Regions from separate parts of the Mus musculus genome. Here region 2 is linked to region 1. Evidence: chromatin loops called from intact Hi-C (ENCODE). Cell type or tissue: left cerebral cortex. All regions are shown on one strand. Links, peaks and the distances in the headings refer to the core of each region. The heading gives the core; the rest is flanking DNA.

Region 1 (8,446 bases), core at 2,089-7,088:
CAAAAAGCAAAAAACAAGTTGTAGAGGAAAGGGTCTACTTGATTTACACCTCCAGTTTATAGTCAGTCATTGGAGGGAGTCAGGACAGGAACTCAAGCAGAGCTGGAACCAGGAAGCAGGAGCTGATGCAAAGGCCATGGAGGGATGCTGCTTACAGGCCTGCTTCACATGGCTTGCTCAACCTGCTTTCTTATAGATCCCAGGACAACCATCCCAGGGATGGCCTCCCATAGTAGGTCAATGATCACTAATGAGTAAATGCCTTGTAGTTGAATCTCATGGAGGAGAGATTTCTTCAGCTGAGCCTCTTTTCTCTCTGATGGCTCTAGTTTGTGTTAAGTACACACACACACACACACATACACACACACACACACACACACACAACTCCTCAAAAACCAGAAAAAAAAAAAAAACCCAGCCAGTTCACTCTCCTCTCTCTCTCTCTCCAAATGTGTGTGTGTGTGTGTGTGTGTGTGTGTGTGTGTGTGTGTGTAATTATGAAAGAATCAATTTGTTGAGAAAGAATACTATGGAATTTAACTATGTTCTCTTTATACCCCTCCTAAAAGTTTATATCACCTCCTAGCCTCCCCCACCCCTACTCAAAGTTCCTGCTCATTGTCACTCTTTTTATCTAGTTAATAAGTGCAAATATGTTTCGATTTGCAGAGTGGACACATGGCTGTATCCTGTCTTCCCATTGGAACAATAAGAACAATAAGTATTCATTGCTATGAGGGATGCTTTTTTGTGGTCAGCATGACAGGATCTGGATCACATAGGAAGGAGTCTCAGTGAGCAATTAGCAAGATTTTTTTAGATGGTGGGCATGCCTGTGAGGGATTTTCTTAATTGGCTTAAGTGAGATTGAATGATCAATCCTGAATGTGGGCAGCAACATTTCATGGCCTGGGTCTTAGGATGAGTGAGAATGAAAGAGGCAGTTGAGCATAAGTATCCGTTGCTCGCTGTCTCTTGATACAGATATAAGCTGACCAATTTGTCCCTGTCTCCTGCCACTGGAACTGGAACTGGACTGTAGCCTGCAACTCTGAACCTGGTAAACAGTTTCTCCTTGAAATTGCTTTTGACTAAGTTTTTATCACAGCAACAGGAAAAGAAACAAAGATCCAATGCAATGAGTCTAGCTAGCTAGTCTTTGAATCTTTTAAGATAGAGGTAGTTTCAGTAAATACTACTGAAAATGATGTAAAATAAGTGGATTCTGGGCATGGTAGTACAAGACTACTAAGCATTTGGGAGATAGAGAAAGGAAGACCCCCAGCTTGAAGCCAGCATGACTCTAAATGATTTCCTGGCCACATAACAGGGTCTTCTTATAGGACAACAGAAAGAGTGGTTAAGTGATACAAAAAACAGTGAGAGATTAGGTAGAAACTAATGAGAGTGAAGTTAACGTGGAAGAAAAAGGAAGGAAAAGGCTAATGGCCTTAGAGTCTTCATAGCTTTGCATAATTTGAGACACCAAAATCAGTCTTAAGACCTACCCATGTCCCTTGTATAACCTTTGTGCCCAAGAACGCATCATCTCCAGGAGGGAGTGTCTGAGAGAAGACTATCCTTGGTCCTCTCCAGAAATCTTCCAAGATTTCTGTATCACTGTATAACAACCTAGTCACACTGACAGGGAGACAACACTTTGCTCATGAGATTGACTAATGTGTTCTAAGGTCAATTCTTCATTTCCTCTGTTTCCCAGAATCACATGAGGAATCCATTCTCAAATGTCTGCCCTTCTAGCTGAGTTGGGGGTGGGGAGAGCTCCTATGGTGGAAGAGGCTGCAACTGACATTGACTTGGAAATTCCACCTGAATACATAATTGCCTTAATGAGTCATTTGTTACTTTATGAGTACCTAACAGTCAAAAGCTAAACCAGAAGAGTTCAACCCACAAGCAAGTTCTCAATGTCTTCTCAGTAGATTCAATCTGTGGTATTACGATGAGTGTTTTTAAGAACCAACTTCTCTAAAGTTATTCTTGAAGAACAGAGAAAGGAGTCAGTGGGGAGAAAACTTATAAGATGAGAAGATACTCAGAGAAATTGCTGGGCTTGAAATATCAGTGCAGTCAAATGAGTCCACCCAAAGAAAAGGTTTTCATCTCCAGTCTGTCCAAGAAGAGTGTCACATTGTGGGTCTTCATGTCCTCAGCTCTCACAATTTGGAGAAATGGATAATCAACAGTAAGGGGGAAAAAGGAAGGAAAAGGAATAAATTGCAGGCAGATAAAATTTTAGACATTTTCTTAGTAAGCAACTGAGCTATCCATGTTCCTCCCTTCAGTGTTGATAAGCATATGAACATCTGTAGACTTCTGAAAGGAGACACTGGTCAGAAAACTCATCTTTCCCCTGGAGTTTATTAGTTCCCCACTTTTTGAGATCAGGTTGGGTTTTATGTGTGTCAGGCTGGACGAGTATCCTGTAACTTACTTTGGACTCTAGAGTAATCTTCAGTTTCTGATCTTGCCACCATAGCCTGAGTGCTGGGACTACGCACATCTGAAGGTACCTTTATTTTACGTTCTCTTTCCAATCCTAGTGTCTCTTCAGTCAGCAAAGACAGGGTTCACCAATACCACTTTTGCAATGAGAAAACTTAATATAAAGGAGCAGCCCTGCCTGAGCCCAGGAGATGAATTCTACTCAATGTTCTTGCAGCAGGACAACACTGGAGGTAACACCGAGGGAAACACCAGACATCCCCACTAGTATGCTTCCCCTCTTTCCATCACTGGCCTGGACAAATCCAAGGCACAGAGAAACACCCGTCCTAACTCCAAGAAAAGAGGATAGCAGGTTGTTGGTCAGTAATTTGTGGGTTATGATTGAATAATCCTCTGGAATGGTGGTTGCCTATTTCTTTCTATTTGACATAACTCACTTTCTAGATTAAGAGCAGTTCCTTCCCCCAGCATGGGAAGTATGCAGGTATGATTAACAGACCTTCAACTGTTCGTATGTGAGCAGTAAGAATCCTTGCTTTACAAACAGCTGTGAGTTAGCAAAATACCCACACAACACACAGGTCAGTGGGCACCCCACTCACATCCCCCGTTTGTTGCTACTCGTTTTATTCCTTAGTAGCTCAGCACAAATATAATTGCTACTTAACAGACTGACTGGATCCTGACTACCTAAAAATTCCCAAAATGTCTCTGCCAGAAACCAGAATAAATAAAAATTGAGAGAGGCAGAGAGCTGATGGAGACAAGGCTGGAAAGCCAGTCACTGGTCAACAAACACTGGCTGTGAAAAGCCTGCAGTGAGGAGAGCTGGAGCCAGCTCAGCAGCTTAGCAATCTCTGATCTCTCAGCCAGCTGTCTCTCACGTGGAGTTTTGTGTGGCTCAGATATGAAGACGTTATAACATGGACAGTCCTGGGAACTTTCTCCCCCCGGTTGCACAGGGCATAGAAACACATTCCAACACCATTCATTGTCCAAATTCCAGAGACAACAATGGGGACTCCTGATCTAACTGGTTTTAATTATTTGCTTTATTTCTCGAAAGCAACTTGACTCCCTATCCAATGCTAAGGAAAAAAAAAAAAAAAAAAAAAAAAAGACAATTGAACTCATCACACACACCAACCCTACTACATTAAAGTCATATCGAGGAGAAGTTATTATACATTTAAGAAACTCTTTGTCTTTTGGTGCCCTGTTTACCTTGCATGCCTTTTAAATTTACTCTTTAATTCTCCATGTGCAATTGTTCAATTTTTAATAATAATGAAAAAAAAAAAGGGAAGAGGCTCGGTGTGGAGAAGAAGCCGTCGATGATCGGCACATTTTAAGATCGCTTATCATTTTTATTTCTCTATGTCTTCTCCTTCTTTCTCCCTTTCTCCCATCTCCTCCCTTTCTTTCTGATGAGATTCAATCTCCACATCAGACTGAACTTCCTCCCCCACTTCCCATCCCCGCCCCCACTCAAGCATCGGGTAACCCAGAGTTGGGCTCTTGCAGCAGCGAGAGAGCCTATGCTCTCTGGGATGCCGGCCTCTGGGTCCTCAATTCCTGGATGGCAGTTCTCCCTTTCCATGGCCCGAATCAAGGCAGCTTCGCCTGCAGTGTGTCTGGCCTGTTTTGTCTTTCTACATTTTTTTTTTTTTTTAAACTCGGCCCGGGCGCAATCAAATCCTGGCAACAAAGCCCAGAGCTCAAAGCCACAGAGGTGGACTGGCGGCCAGCTTCTCGCCCCTCCCCCCATTGCCCAAACTCGCTTTTGAAAATGCAAGCGTGGGGCCAGAAAATGAATGTGTCGATGGAAGGAGGATAAAAGGCTGGTACGCGAGTGTACACGAGTGCTATGGGCTTTGCAGTTTTCTTTTATATACCTTTTAAACATCAAGGCCTAAAAGCTAGGAAAGCACTCCGGAGAGCCGTTCCGGAGCCGACCCCGGTGGGCTCACAGCTCCCGCCCCGCGCCCTCCCCCATCTGGCTGAGCGGGTGCTTGGCGCGGTTTGTCTGACACTTGTAAATGGAAGTGGGATCCAACTTGGAAGTAAACGCGCCAAAGTCTGGGGGCGGGGAAGAGGCGAAGGCAGAGAAAGGATTCTCCCACCCTCAGCCTAGCCCAGTGTCCCTCACTCCAGCCTCTGTGCCTAGGATTCTGGAATACCCCCACCAAGATCCAGGACCCGAGAGCAAGCGGCGGCGAAGTGGGTCTCCTTCAGGGAGACTAGAGCCATTGGCTGCCCTCGGTTCCACATTCCATAGCTTCTTGCTTCTGGGAGACTCCCAGCCACCTCCGCATCTTCACTGCCTGTGTAGTCTACCTTCACGTTCATTTATGGGTACTCTCATTGCCGAGCTTGCTCGTTATTGTACCTCAAGGTGGGTGCTATCACCAGCATGCACATCTAGGAGCGCCCCCTTTCCTCTGGTAGCAAGAGCCAAGAGCTGTGCCTTTAGAGCGTCCGGCAACACCCGGCCCTCTGCATCTCACCCTCTCTCCGAGCGCACCACAGCTCCCAAGAGCCGGGCAGAGGACAGCAACAAAAGTTGCTTTCCGCAAAGTCTAATCTTGGACAATGTTTAAACACTTCCGAAAACACACGAGACAAGAGTCTGCTGGGGGAGAAACAGTGACCGCATTATACTGCCAAAAAGACCCGGGCTCGCCACCTTTCTCCAGCCCGGCCCGATGCATTTTAGCTCAGCGACCCCAGCTGGTCAAGTCCTCTCGCTCACCAAGCGCCACGCGAAATCTGTCCAGTCCACCTCTGTCACCCCCAGCCAGCTCCCTAAGATCCCCAACTGCACTCCGGTGAGCCAATGGTTTCTTTTCCACACCTTCCGGAAAGAACTCGGGGCGGCGAACAGTGCGCCCTCAACGTGCCCACGAGGAGCCGCAAGGGCTGTTCGGCATCCCTGGGATGATCAGACTACCGCTATTCTCTTTTCAAATAGCACGGTCAGTTCTGACGCCCGCCAAAAATCATGCGTTCTCCCAAAGCAGTCGGGTCCATCTCCCGTCAAAACAACAGAAATCCTTTCCTGGCTTCTCGGCTAAACTGTCGCACCAGTTCAAAGTCGGCTGTCATTTAGAACCTTTCACAACCCAAGACTCAGACATAGTATGCAGGGGCAGGCGAACATTCTAGGCTACCCTTCCTGCACCGTGGAAGTGGAGGCTGGGCTCTTTGCTCCGCTCATAGCCTCCTCTAGCATGCACCCAACTTGCGCCTCTGGGTCCTGCAAGTGCATCCATCGGCATCTGCCCCTCTTCCTACTGAGTGCTGCAAGCGCCAGCTACCCAGCGGAATCGCCGCCTGATATCATCCACCTGCAGCCAACGGCCAAAGCTCAGTGAGGACCCAGAGCTGCATGTACAGACCCGAAAGATCGCCCTCCTCTTATTGCTAGCCCTAAACTTAACCAACTCCGGTGCCATTTCCTGGCTCCTGCCGCAGGGCTGTCTCCCTGGGTTCCAGCTGGTAGCGGTAATGACCACAGCTCCAGGCAGCGCCCAGGCAGGAACTTTACAAGGTGAAAAGTTTCCCCCCACTCTCTCTGAGAGCTTTAGCTTTCCGGAGCACCCATCACAGCCTCTCTGTAACCAGGTTGCTGAGGCTGTTCTGAGAAAGGTGCACCCCAGCCAGTGCACCATGCACCCAAATAAGCATGCTAAAAATCCTCACGCACCCTTGCCTTGGTCAGCGATGCGCCCCTGCACCCGACGAGTCCTCCGTGGTCTTCCTTTCAAGTCTAGGGGCGAGCTGGCCACCCCGCCGCCTCCGCCGCAGTGCTCGCCGCGTGCTCCCGGCTGAGGCTAGGGCGGCGAGCGGAGGCGCTAGGCGCTCAGGACGCCGCCACTGCTGCGGGTTGGCGGCGGAGGAGGGGAGTCGGAGGAGGATGGCGGCGGGAGGGGTGGGGAACCCGGGAGCGAGGTCCCAACGCGCAGCCCAGATCACAGCGCAGCCTGCCGGGGGGAGCGGTTCTCGCGTCTGCTCTAGTCAGCTTGCACCGCTACTGCTGGCGGTGGAGAGGTACCGGGTTCTTCTTCGCGGCGGCCGCCGCCGCACTGCCAAACCCCTAGCTTCGCTGTATTCTCCTCCCTCCCGCAGAGCCGCGTCCTCCGGGGGATGGGGGTGGGGGATGACCAGAGATCTCCGAGCGCCACACGAAGAGAAGGGGAGGGAAAGGGGGGCAGGGAGACCCGGCGGTCAGCAGGAGGACGCTAAGGGCGCCTCGCCTGGAAGCTGGACTAATTTTAGAGCCTAGGCATCCTCCACTTCTAGCGTGGCTGGAAGAACGCACCAAAGTCAGACTGACGTTTTCAGAGAGCGCGCACACACCACACTCAATCGTCTCTGCTCTGCTCTGCTCTGCTCTGCTCTGCTCTGCTCTGCTCTGCTCTGCTCTGCTCTGCTCTGCTCTTCAGCCTGCTGCCTAGAATACACTAGACTTCTCTGGACCAGATGAGGAAACCGAGGCACAATGAGACCAACATGGTTTTACCCAAGCTCCTCAGGCTACTTTGAAGCACAGTGGGCACGGCTATCAAACGCTGTACCTCCTGCTGCCCACCCGGGACTCGCATTTCTTTCCCACGCATTTTCAGATCACTGGGATCACCTTTGTGTGGGAGAGAATCAGACTAAAAAGTAACATGACTCATCACCCCCACCCAGTCTGAAACACGGTGGGATGTGAAGACATTCAGAACAGGAATGAGTGAACAGTCTCAGGGGAGCCAGGTGATTAGCAATACCAACCGGTGTGCCCTCTAGGTCCTTTTACTTCTGGATCATCCTCACAAGTCTGAGGATTCATGGCACCCCACCCCACCCCACCCCACCCACACTGCTTCAGTAGAGCTACACTTCAGCCTATGTTCCTTGCCTGTGAGCTCTGAAACATTCCTAACTAACGGCCAGCCCCGGTAAACCTGGGCCAGCGCCAGCCTCCACCCAACCCCCACTGCTGCACAGCAAATCACGTCTGTCTAAAGCAGGCTTTCACCCCAGGGGGTTCCTAGGGTGCCCACTCCCAGGCAGCTTCTCTGGAACTCTGGGACCGAGCAGTAACTCCAAGAGAGATGCTTCCGCAGACATGCTGTAGAGATAAATTTGCTCCTTTTCTTGATTCCTGAATTTCCCTTCCAGGAGCAGAGTCTGTCTCTCCTTAAAGTCTCTGTGCTCAGTCACACCCTTTGAAGAGTTACTAGAATTTGCCTTTTTGGTCTTCCTCTCCCAAGCCTGGGGCCTTAAGGATCTGAAAAGCCCTCCACTTTCAGTAGGTGGGCGGTTCCCCCTTGAAAGCCTTCTGCAGCCTCTGCACTGCCTTGACTGCCCCATAAAGCACTCTGCATGCTCCGCTTGCTTGCCTTGAGCATTTAATGGAAATACTAAGGAATACTGACAGCTAGCCATACATCAACTAATTCCAGGACAGAAGCATGATGCTGTCCAGGGCTTCACAGTCAGAAAGGCCAGAAGAAAAGTTACCTGCTCTCCAATTATGTCCTTTGCATAATTCTATTCTGATTTTATTTTTATTCAAACACTTTCTTAGGGCATTAAAAATTTATTGCCATATAAATATGCTCCTGGTATGGTGTATTCCTTGTGACTGACCCAAGGTTGTTAGTATTGCATCAAAGATTTTAGTGATTCAAGCATTTTACATTCTAGTGCTTCTGTGGGAAGACTGGGAGAGTCAGCTGCTGGCTGGATGGCTCCTGGGATGCACAGGGAGTTGGTGTTGGCAGCAGGACAGGCCATCTTCCACCTCCTTCCTGGGAAGCTGGCCAGGTAACTGAAGATGCAAGGATGTGGTGGGAGTCCAACCCCTCCAAAGACTTTCTTAGGCCTCAGAGGCACTTCACGCCTAAGTGCAGAAATCTGTCTAACTCTCTACCTCCTGCCTTCAGGCAGAGTGTAGGTAGTAAAGTAAACAGTCTCTACTCCC
Region 2 (8,446 bases), core at 2,353-7,352, 190 kb before region 1:
ATGCTCCAATTCTCTCAATAGTGATGATTTGGGGAGGGAAGGGGAGTCCATCTGTCAAGGGAAGTGCACTGGTGGCTACAGAAAACAGGATAAGCATGGATATCAAATCAAAATCACAGTGGGAAGTGTTTATGGAACACTTTACCTGCCCCTCAAGAGTAAATATTTACGTTTCCCATTCAGCAACACAGAATCATAGTATATAAGCAGGGCCTAAGGGGAAGACACCCTTTCACAGAACGTTAACAACCTTTTCCTGCCTGTAACCGAATCTTATCAAACTCTGCTCTGTCCACTGTACCACTGATTTTAGCCCACAGTGTAAATATATCAATACTGCTGAAGGACTATTACCCTCTGTTGCTTCTACCATGGGCTTTCTGGATTGTTTCCTTGAACGTTTCTAGAATCATTATGTCATTTGTATTTTTGTTAGTCTTTATGAACAGCTGGGCAATTTGAGAACATTTATAATCAGTTCCCAACCAACGGAATCCAAAGGTGAAAACAGAACCCAGGTGATGGGCACACTGTTCTGAAACTCCCAACAGGAAGCATTTAATGTTTGGGACACTCATTTTCATTGGTTGAGAGAATAGCCACAGTGTGTGTGTGTGTGTGTGTGTGTGTGTGTGTGTGTGTGTGTGTGTGTGTGTGCTTAACTCATATAGACTGAAAGTGAACACCTATGTTTATCAAAAAACGATCAGGAGATATTTATAGACTTTAAACCTTGTGAGCTCTGTATCTTTTAATTATATCTGCCTATCCATGAATGAACATATGATGGGAACTCAAGAGAAAATAGAGCTATAAAAAAGTTGTTTGACAAAGTCTTTAGCACGATAACTTGATCAAATTCACTGCTCTGGTGTCTATTGTATGGCCAAAATACATAAGATGAGGTCACAGCTTGGAAACATAAAACATTCATATACAATTGTTCTGGTCTAAAAATTGTTTGGAGGCTAAGTATGTATTTTATTAACTAAAATACATGTCTTATGAGATTATGACTTTGATGTCCAGAAGTCCTGGGATGCGTGTAATCTTAGCACATAGGAACTGGAAACAGAGATCCATAAGGATTGTTGGACAACTAGCCTATCCTAACTGAGTAGTTCCAGGCAAATAGGCAAAATATAGGTAATGAGCATCTGAAGAATACCCTTGAGGCTACCCCTCTACAAACCAACAAGCAAGCAAGCAAGCAAACAAACAAACAAACAAGGTGTTTTGCCCACAATAAAGTTAATAATTAATAGACTGTGCAATTAAATTGTTCTCTCCTGTAAAGGAATTTTCAGTTCTTATCTCTGGTCCTTAATTCAGAGTCTGTTAGTCACTGTCCTGTTTCATGTGATTGGTGTGACAAAGGAAAATAAAATAGACAATGTGCCAGCAAATTCTGGGAGACAGTTGTGCACAGGACACAGAACACCCTTACACTCGTAGTCCACAGTACAATGTTCACTCCTCCTCTCTTAGAAAGGCCTGCTTCTTTTCTCCTTTAATGTCTTTCATAAATTTGATCTCCAGGGAACTCTAGTTGCTGTTAATTATGCGTATCGAGTCTCTGCTGTGCCAGAGGAAACTTAATTATTCTAATTTTCAAGGTCATAGAAATATCCAAAGGGGCCAGTTTGGTAATCCAAAGAATAATGCTATCACAAAGGAATCAAAGACAGGGTTAGCTATGGAAGGCTGGTTACAACCCCTTACTGACTATTCCCTAGCTGTCACCAAAGTCATACTGACTAGGACACCCTTCCCAGAATGACCTCCCAGTGAACCTGGAAATAAGGTGGAACTCTTCTCTAGGGTGTACTGGGCACTCTTGGGGTAGGACGGAATCCCTTTCATGAATAGGCATGTGCTTAGGCAATCATCTGATGAGGGCTCAGTCAAGGAGGAAAGAAAAAAAATAACGTAATTAACTGGCACAGATCTACACAAAATCCATTCTATACTTTCTCCCTTGAAACTGGTAAATTGTCACCAGTAAACACCAAGGTTCTTTTTTGTCAGCTTCTTTTCTGGACCTTTGGAGGATCCTGAATTCGGAAGCCCATGTTAGGCAGGATTTTCTGTTCTGTGCCTGAAATAGGACAGACTGAAAAACAAGATTACAGTGGTACAAGTCTTTCTGCTAATAACAGCTCAAGGGAATACAGTCTATAACTTGTCCCTCTCTCATCTTGGCTCAGCTATGAAGGCAGGGCTATTTTAAGATTCTAAAATTACCATGTGTGGAATAAGCAGTCTTTGGGGGATTTCTTGGCTTTGGGGAACATCTCTTGACTCTGGAGGAGTTGCAATTTAACATCCCCTTGTCTCAGTCTAATACAGGAGGCCTCTCCCTTTTGCTTCTCATGCAGTTCTTATGATTCCTAACTTGGTGTGGTAATAATATGTGGTTTGCAAGGGCTTCTAGAAACTAGAGGTGCTGACACAGGCTCTCCATCAGTGTAGCTCTCTGGTTAACTCATAAAGCTCCCCCTTAAATCCTCTCCATTTTACTCCCCTCCCACCATAGCTACCAGGAAGCAGTCCGCTGAGCACCAATGTAGACTGAAGCAAGAGCCACCTCTGCTTGCTGCCTTTGAAGGAGGTGCAGTTTAGACAGCCAATGCAATTGGAAGGAATCACTTGTTAGTTTAAGACCTCAAGCAGTGGGTATGCATACAGCTGAAACAGCTCAGTGCTGGGGCTACTCACTCATAGCTAGGGAAGCAACTACAGTAAACCAAGACCAGGCCTGGGAAAGGAAGCCAGGAGATCCAGAATTCCAGTTTCAGGAGAAAGGGGCCAGTGGCCAAGGTAGCACCACGTGAAGGAAGTGGTCAGAGCCATGAGAGTAAAATAGCTAACTGCAGAGGTAAAATGCCTACTTGTTAGTGGAGAGTCATCTAAGCTCTCAGTTTTGATTAAAGAGTATGAATGACCTTCATCCCTAATTGCAGAAAGCAGGGGTCAGGTGCACTACACTGAGCACTTGACAAATCTGAGCCCAGAGAAGAGAGAAACACAGGTCTTCCAGTGGAAGAGTTCCAGCTCTTCAATTTGGCATGAATGTGCTTCTAAGCACAAGGAGGTGGGAAGATGCTATTCAAATTAGCTTCTGTGCTAAGGAACTAGAAAGCCTTTTGCAGGTTATTCAAATTCCTCAATCTTTGTTTTCCTCATCTGAGGTTCATGGGGTTTTCATGGGGATGCTTTTCCCCCTGAAGGGTGTCTTGGCCTCTCTCCAATACTTGATTCATTCATCTCAAATCTAGGAAGGTTGGTACATTGACACAACATTGTACATCGAGTACAAAGAGAAGTGTTGTGCTCACCTCAGTACTTCCACATCTCTTGACACTGAGTCACCTGCAGGAATCCCAGACTTACTGCCCTCCCCAGGGCACAGACGCTGAAGGGCTGAATCGGTACATGGGAGGCTTGCGCTGTGGCTGGGAATGGTGTGTACATTTGTGTTACTCTAAGGTTTTGTTTTTGAATGAGTCTCAGGCTCTCGTATTACCTACATCTAACAATCTAGCATCTATAACTCATAAAGACATTTCAGCCACTACTTTTTCAGCCTGAAAATAATGGTGATCACTAACAGCATTGCACAATCTCTCATGGCCTGGCAACAGAGGAGTCCCCAGATTGGGTTAATTGAGCTATAATGGCCAACTCTAAATGTGGGTAGCAACATTTCATGCACAGGGATCCTAGATTGTGTAAAAGGAGAAAGCAGGCTGGGTATCAGCATTCATCTCCCTCTGCTTGCTGACTGTAGACATGAAGCACCCAGCTGCCACAAGTCCATGACGATATAACTTCCTATATAACTTCCCGACCATGACAGACAGTTGCGCTTGAACTGTGAGCCAAAAATAAACCTCCTAAACTGCTCTTGTCAGGAATTTTGCTGAAATAACACAACAATGTCTTGATGAGTGAATGAGCGGGCCTCTGAAACCACCTAGTGCAGAGCATACTCCCATGCAAGGTTTCACTGAGGGATGGATGGAGCACAGCTTTCTACTCTGCATGGAGCACCACCTGCTACCCAGCACCATGGGGCTCTAAACTCACAGAGAGACTATCTGAGCAACTTTATGCTGCCATTTATAACTGCCTCTGTAGTGACATCTGTAAGCCTCTTCCTGAAAAACCCAAGAGAAGAATTCAGGGATCACTGGCTGTACACTGGGCTCTGTGACAATCAACTTCCTGAGAGTCTGATGCAAGGGAACACGGAAGAAGGAACCAGAAATGTGCCCAGTCTATTTTCCTTGCTATACTTTTACCAGTCAACAATGATGCTAAATTGATGTTGAAGTGATGGGTGGGGGTCCAGCTCTGGCTTCCCTCAGCTACAGCTGGACTTAAAAACTGTTCACAGAATGAAATTGCCCTAAGATACCAAGCAAGTTCTTTTGCTAAAAGTCAATTTATAGTCTAACTTCAGAAATGTTAGACTATTTAGAGTTTTTTTTTTCTGCCTGAAAATGTGTTCTGTGCTGATGTGTTTTTATTATACCACAGATTTGGCATCTTAAAGATTATAAAGAGTGGGAAGCAGTTCCTAACAGGGAAAGGAACTGTTTCCATGACAATAATTGATGTCAGAATGGGCTCTGAACATTTAATTCATAAACTCATTGACTCACCCCCAGAAAAGTCTAAACTGGCAAACATCAGATGAAAATGTACTTAAGTTGGGGTTCAATTCATGCAAAGAAAAAATGACAACGCATTGGATAGTGAAGCCCAGGCCATGCAGCTCTGGTAAGGTAGGTTTTCAGAACACTGATATTTCTTAGCATAATCTTAAACTTCTACAACAGCCTGAGAAATTAAATGCTCTATTTTCTTCTCACTTTTAAAGTAAAGGAATTGGCCACAGAAAACAACAACAACGACAAATGACTCATTCAAAGTCACCAACTACTATGGGTTTGAGCCAGGAGTTCCTGCCTATGTGGTACAGGTACCACTCTGATCTTGAACACTTAGTCCTATCTGTAACCTCGTTCTCATCAGAGATCAGACTCAGCCCTGTAAGCTTATACACAGCATGGCCCTTTCCGGACAGGCTTGCTTCCCATCCTACTCTCAACAGGGCAGTATCCCCTCACATGAGGATTTTGCCTAGATTTAGCAGTCACCTCTTCTGCCTCTGTCCTGTCACACAGTCCTGACGTGTGTCAGTTGTTATTGCTATATCTGGTTTGCATTTCCATGGGCATGAATTTTTTTCCATTCCAATCCTTATTTTGTGTATGTGAGTACATTGTAACTGTCTCAGACACACCAGAAGAGGGCATCAGATCCCATTATAGATGGTTGTGACCCACCATATGGTTTCTGGCAAGTGATTTCAGGAACTCTGTAAGAACAGTCAGTGCTGTTAACCACTGAGCGATCTCTCCAGTCTCCTGAAAACAAGATATTGTGATTTATACATAAGGTGCCTTGCCCAGCTATAAGGCAGGAGACAGGGTTGTGTATGTTCTTGGTCACTAAATTTGATATCATCTCCGTCTTCTCCCCTTTGAACTCTTCATCTCTCAGGAGTCTCCTCTACCCCTTCGTGTTTCCTGTATTCTGTTCTGAGGATTCACAGTATTGCCTAGGCTATCTCCAAACTCCTTGTGAGATCCTTGACTCAGCCTTGGCAAATGTTGGGATTAAACACCTAAGACATCATACCCAGTTTTATTGTCAACATTGATAAATACACATATGACCACTTTATAAGTAATAGAAGAATGGATGGTTTGAAGGGTGTTATTGTGATCTGTCCTTCCTCATTTCTATTCCTCTGCCTCATTCTTCTTCCTGTAACATCGTCACCGTGATCTGGACCTATGATCCTAAAAAGTTCACTGGAAGATCGCCATATTCCCATGGAGAAGGGATTGATCTCTTGCAAAAACTTTCAGGAAACATCTCACAATGCCATGTTTAGAACATGATTCTTCTTCCACTGGTCTTGGTGATGGAAAAATTAACTGAGTGATTGTCCTGTTTAAGAGACGGTATGGCCATTCATCTTTGATTCTCAACCTCTTTCTTATGGCCAAGTCAAGAGCCTAAAATCACATCCTGGCAATACTTCCAAAGAATACGGAAGAACCTGAGTATTTCTATGAAAACAGATTTTAAAACCAAGCTGGCTGGAAATGTTAGAAGAAAACACACATGCCAGGAAATCGATTGGTAGTTCCACAAGGAATTGATAACACAGCACTGTGTACACTGGGGTCTTTGGGCTCCTGGCTTCCCAATTCTGTTTCACGACAGCTGTGCCAAGTTAGGGAAGCTCCATTTTAGGAAAACGAAGAAAAGCCTCTCCTCTTGCAAAAGACTTGTTTAATGGATTTTCACACCTCCAAATTCCTACTTCTAGCTTTGACAAGATAAAGTTGTACAGAGGTAGGTAACGTAAAAATGTTTCTTGTCTAGATCTTCCACATAGTTGTAGTTATAGATACATCAGGAACAATGGGCACATAAGTCTAAAGGAAGGGCAGTGGGAAACAAAGAGAGGTTATGGGTACGTGTATGTCAGGAGAGCAAGATATCAATATGGCAGAGGAAGGGGACCAGCAAGGAGGACATGGAAGGAAATAAGGAAGATGGACTAAGAATCCATCATAGCAATATGCACGGAAATGTCACAATTAAACCCATTACTTGTTTGACAACAATAGTTGATTCTCAAAATCTCAAATAAAATCAAAGAACTGTATAGGACTTGTTATTTATAAGTGTGTGTCCACAGGGGTATAGGGGTGTGTGTGTGTGTGTATGAGAGAGAGAGAGAGAGAGAGAGAGAGAGAGAGAGAGAGAGAGAGAGTATAAGCAACAGTGTTAGTTCTCAGTTGTTATCTACCTTGTTTTATGAGACAGGGTCTCTCACTGGAACCTGGTTCCTACCGGTTGGGTTAGTTTGGAAGCCAATGAGTCTGAGGGATCCTCTTGTCTCTGCCTCTGCAGCACTATGATTTCAAGTGTTTGCCACAACACCCAGCTTTTTACATGGAAAGCAACTCAGTCTTAATGTTTGCACCACAAGCGCTCATTGGTTAGGCTCCAGAACTGCTTTTCATACTGCACACAGCAGGGGTGAGTCATATGGCTTTTATCAGCTGATGTGTGTGGTGCTGTATTGTTTGGTGATATGATGATGTTGGTCTCCTGGGTCCCAGAGCAGCAGGAAGGCTGGTGCTCTGGGCCATGCCGCACAGATGTACTGGGGAATCTCAGTTCCTTTTAGCCCTTAGTGTAGGAGGCAAACAATCATTACTCGTTGTTGAGGGGTTTCTAAACCTCGCAAAGCATCCTCTTAGAGAAATTCACTAATCTGGAGCTATCCTTGCTTCTGAACAATCCTGTAGATCAGAGGCAACTTCTGCTATGGAAGAGCTTCAGTGGATCTTTCTGGAATTACCCAAGGGCAGGCAGCAGAGGATAAAACATGTGTCAATGCTCCCTGCCTGGAGCCATTGACTCTAATGATTCTAGGTTGTTAAGTTTATATCTTGAATGCTTACATTAGACATGTTAGGTCTGCTGCTGGTCAAGAGACAGGAGGGAAACATGAGTTTCACGGCATTCTATATACACTGCTCTAATTGGCACAAACTGCTATTTGCAGTTTCAAATTAGTGGGAAGACAGCAGAGAGCTTGGCTCTGATAGACAGAGGTAAGATGAATCAGCCTCTGCAACTAAGGCTACAGCAGACATATGGTTGAGAACCAACTGGCCATGGCCTTCTAAGCTGGAGGGGGCAGCTATAATTCATATTCACTGCTAAGATCCTTTAAGGGGTATTTATTATCTCCTAGACACAATTTATTCTTCTGATTATTCATTTTTCATTACTATGGAAAGCAAGATTAAATTGTTTCGGCAGCAACTGCTTACATTAATCTTTCAAATATGTGTTCCATGTAAAATTCTTGTCAGGAAAATGGATCTAATTCCTCCTGCCCCAACAGCCTCAGATAAAAGTAATCCAGCCTGAAATAAAAGAAGCTCCAGGATGTAAGGTGCAGTGGAAAATGCAGAGGCAGACAGCATACCCCTCCCCCTCCCCTTTGCAGGACTGAGAGCACGGGTGGGGGAGGGGAAGGATGCAGAGAGTTCATTTATTAGACCCAGGAAATTTATTCCATTAACATTTTAATTTCAAAAGTAATTTAAATTAGCACTTTATTTAACTGTGAAATTAGATTACTCTCTGTTTAACATGCAATACACTCATGAGCTTAATACATGACAAGTGCTAAGGAGTAATACCATATCTCTCAATGCCTATAAATTGTATTTCAGTGTCTATGAGATTGTCAACAACTGCCTCGTTTTACAAAACGGTAGTTGCTGTCACAGAGGCCTTGAGGGACCAGCCTGAAGACACACAGCTATGCAACAACACATAC

What was found. Hi-C counts contacts between places; a loop is a spot of excess contacts. Peaks named below come from ENCODE experiments on the same cell type or tissue, not always from the same donor. Only the 100,000 strongest peaks of a DNase experiment are listed, where the experiment ranks them.
Region 2: a loop joins it to region 1, with 2.5 times the contacts of the local background. A loop is called at or near these places in 4 of 42 quality-filtered maps.

Annotation. Positions count from the first base shown.
Region 1 is chr9:16,495,695-16,504,140 of GRCm38, forward strand. It overlaps Fat3 (FAT atypical cadherin 3), which reads right to left and starts at 6,360. Exons shown (of 26, transcript NM_001080814.2): 1 at 6,179-6,360. In left cerebral cortex, for the core only: CTCF peaks have their summits at 5,198 (motif pointing left) and 6,476; DNase peaks (open chromatin) are centred at 3,336, 4,036, 4,236, 4,565 and 6 more places; H3K4me3 peaks cover 3,474 bases; H3K27ac peaks cover 3,353 bases.
Region 2 is chr9:16,303,353-16,311,798 of GRCm38, forward strand. All of the region lies in intron 2 of Fat3 (FAT atypical cadherin 3), which reads right to left. Among named protein-coding and RNA genes, the nearest start is that of Fat3, 190 kb to the right of the region's middle. In left cerebral cortex, for the core only: a CTCF peak has its summit at 5,286 (motif pointing right); DNase peaks (open chromatin) are centred at 3,060, 3,922, 4,317, 4,572 and 1 more place; H3K27ac peaks cover 694 bases.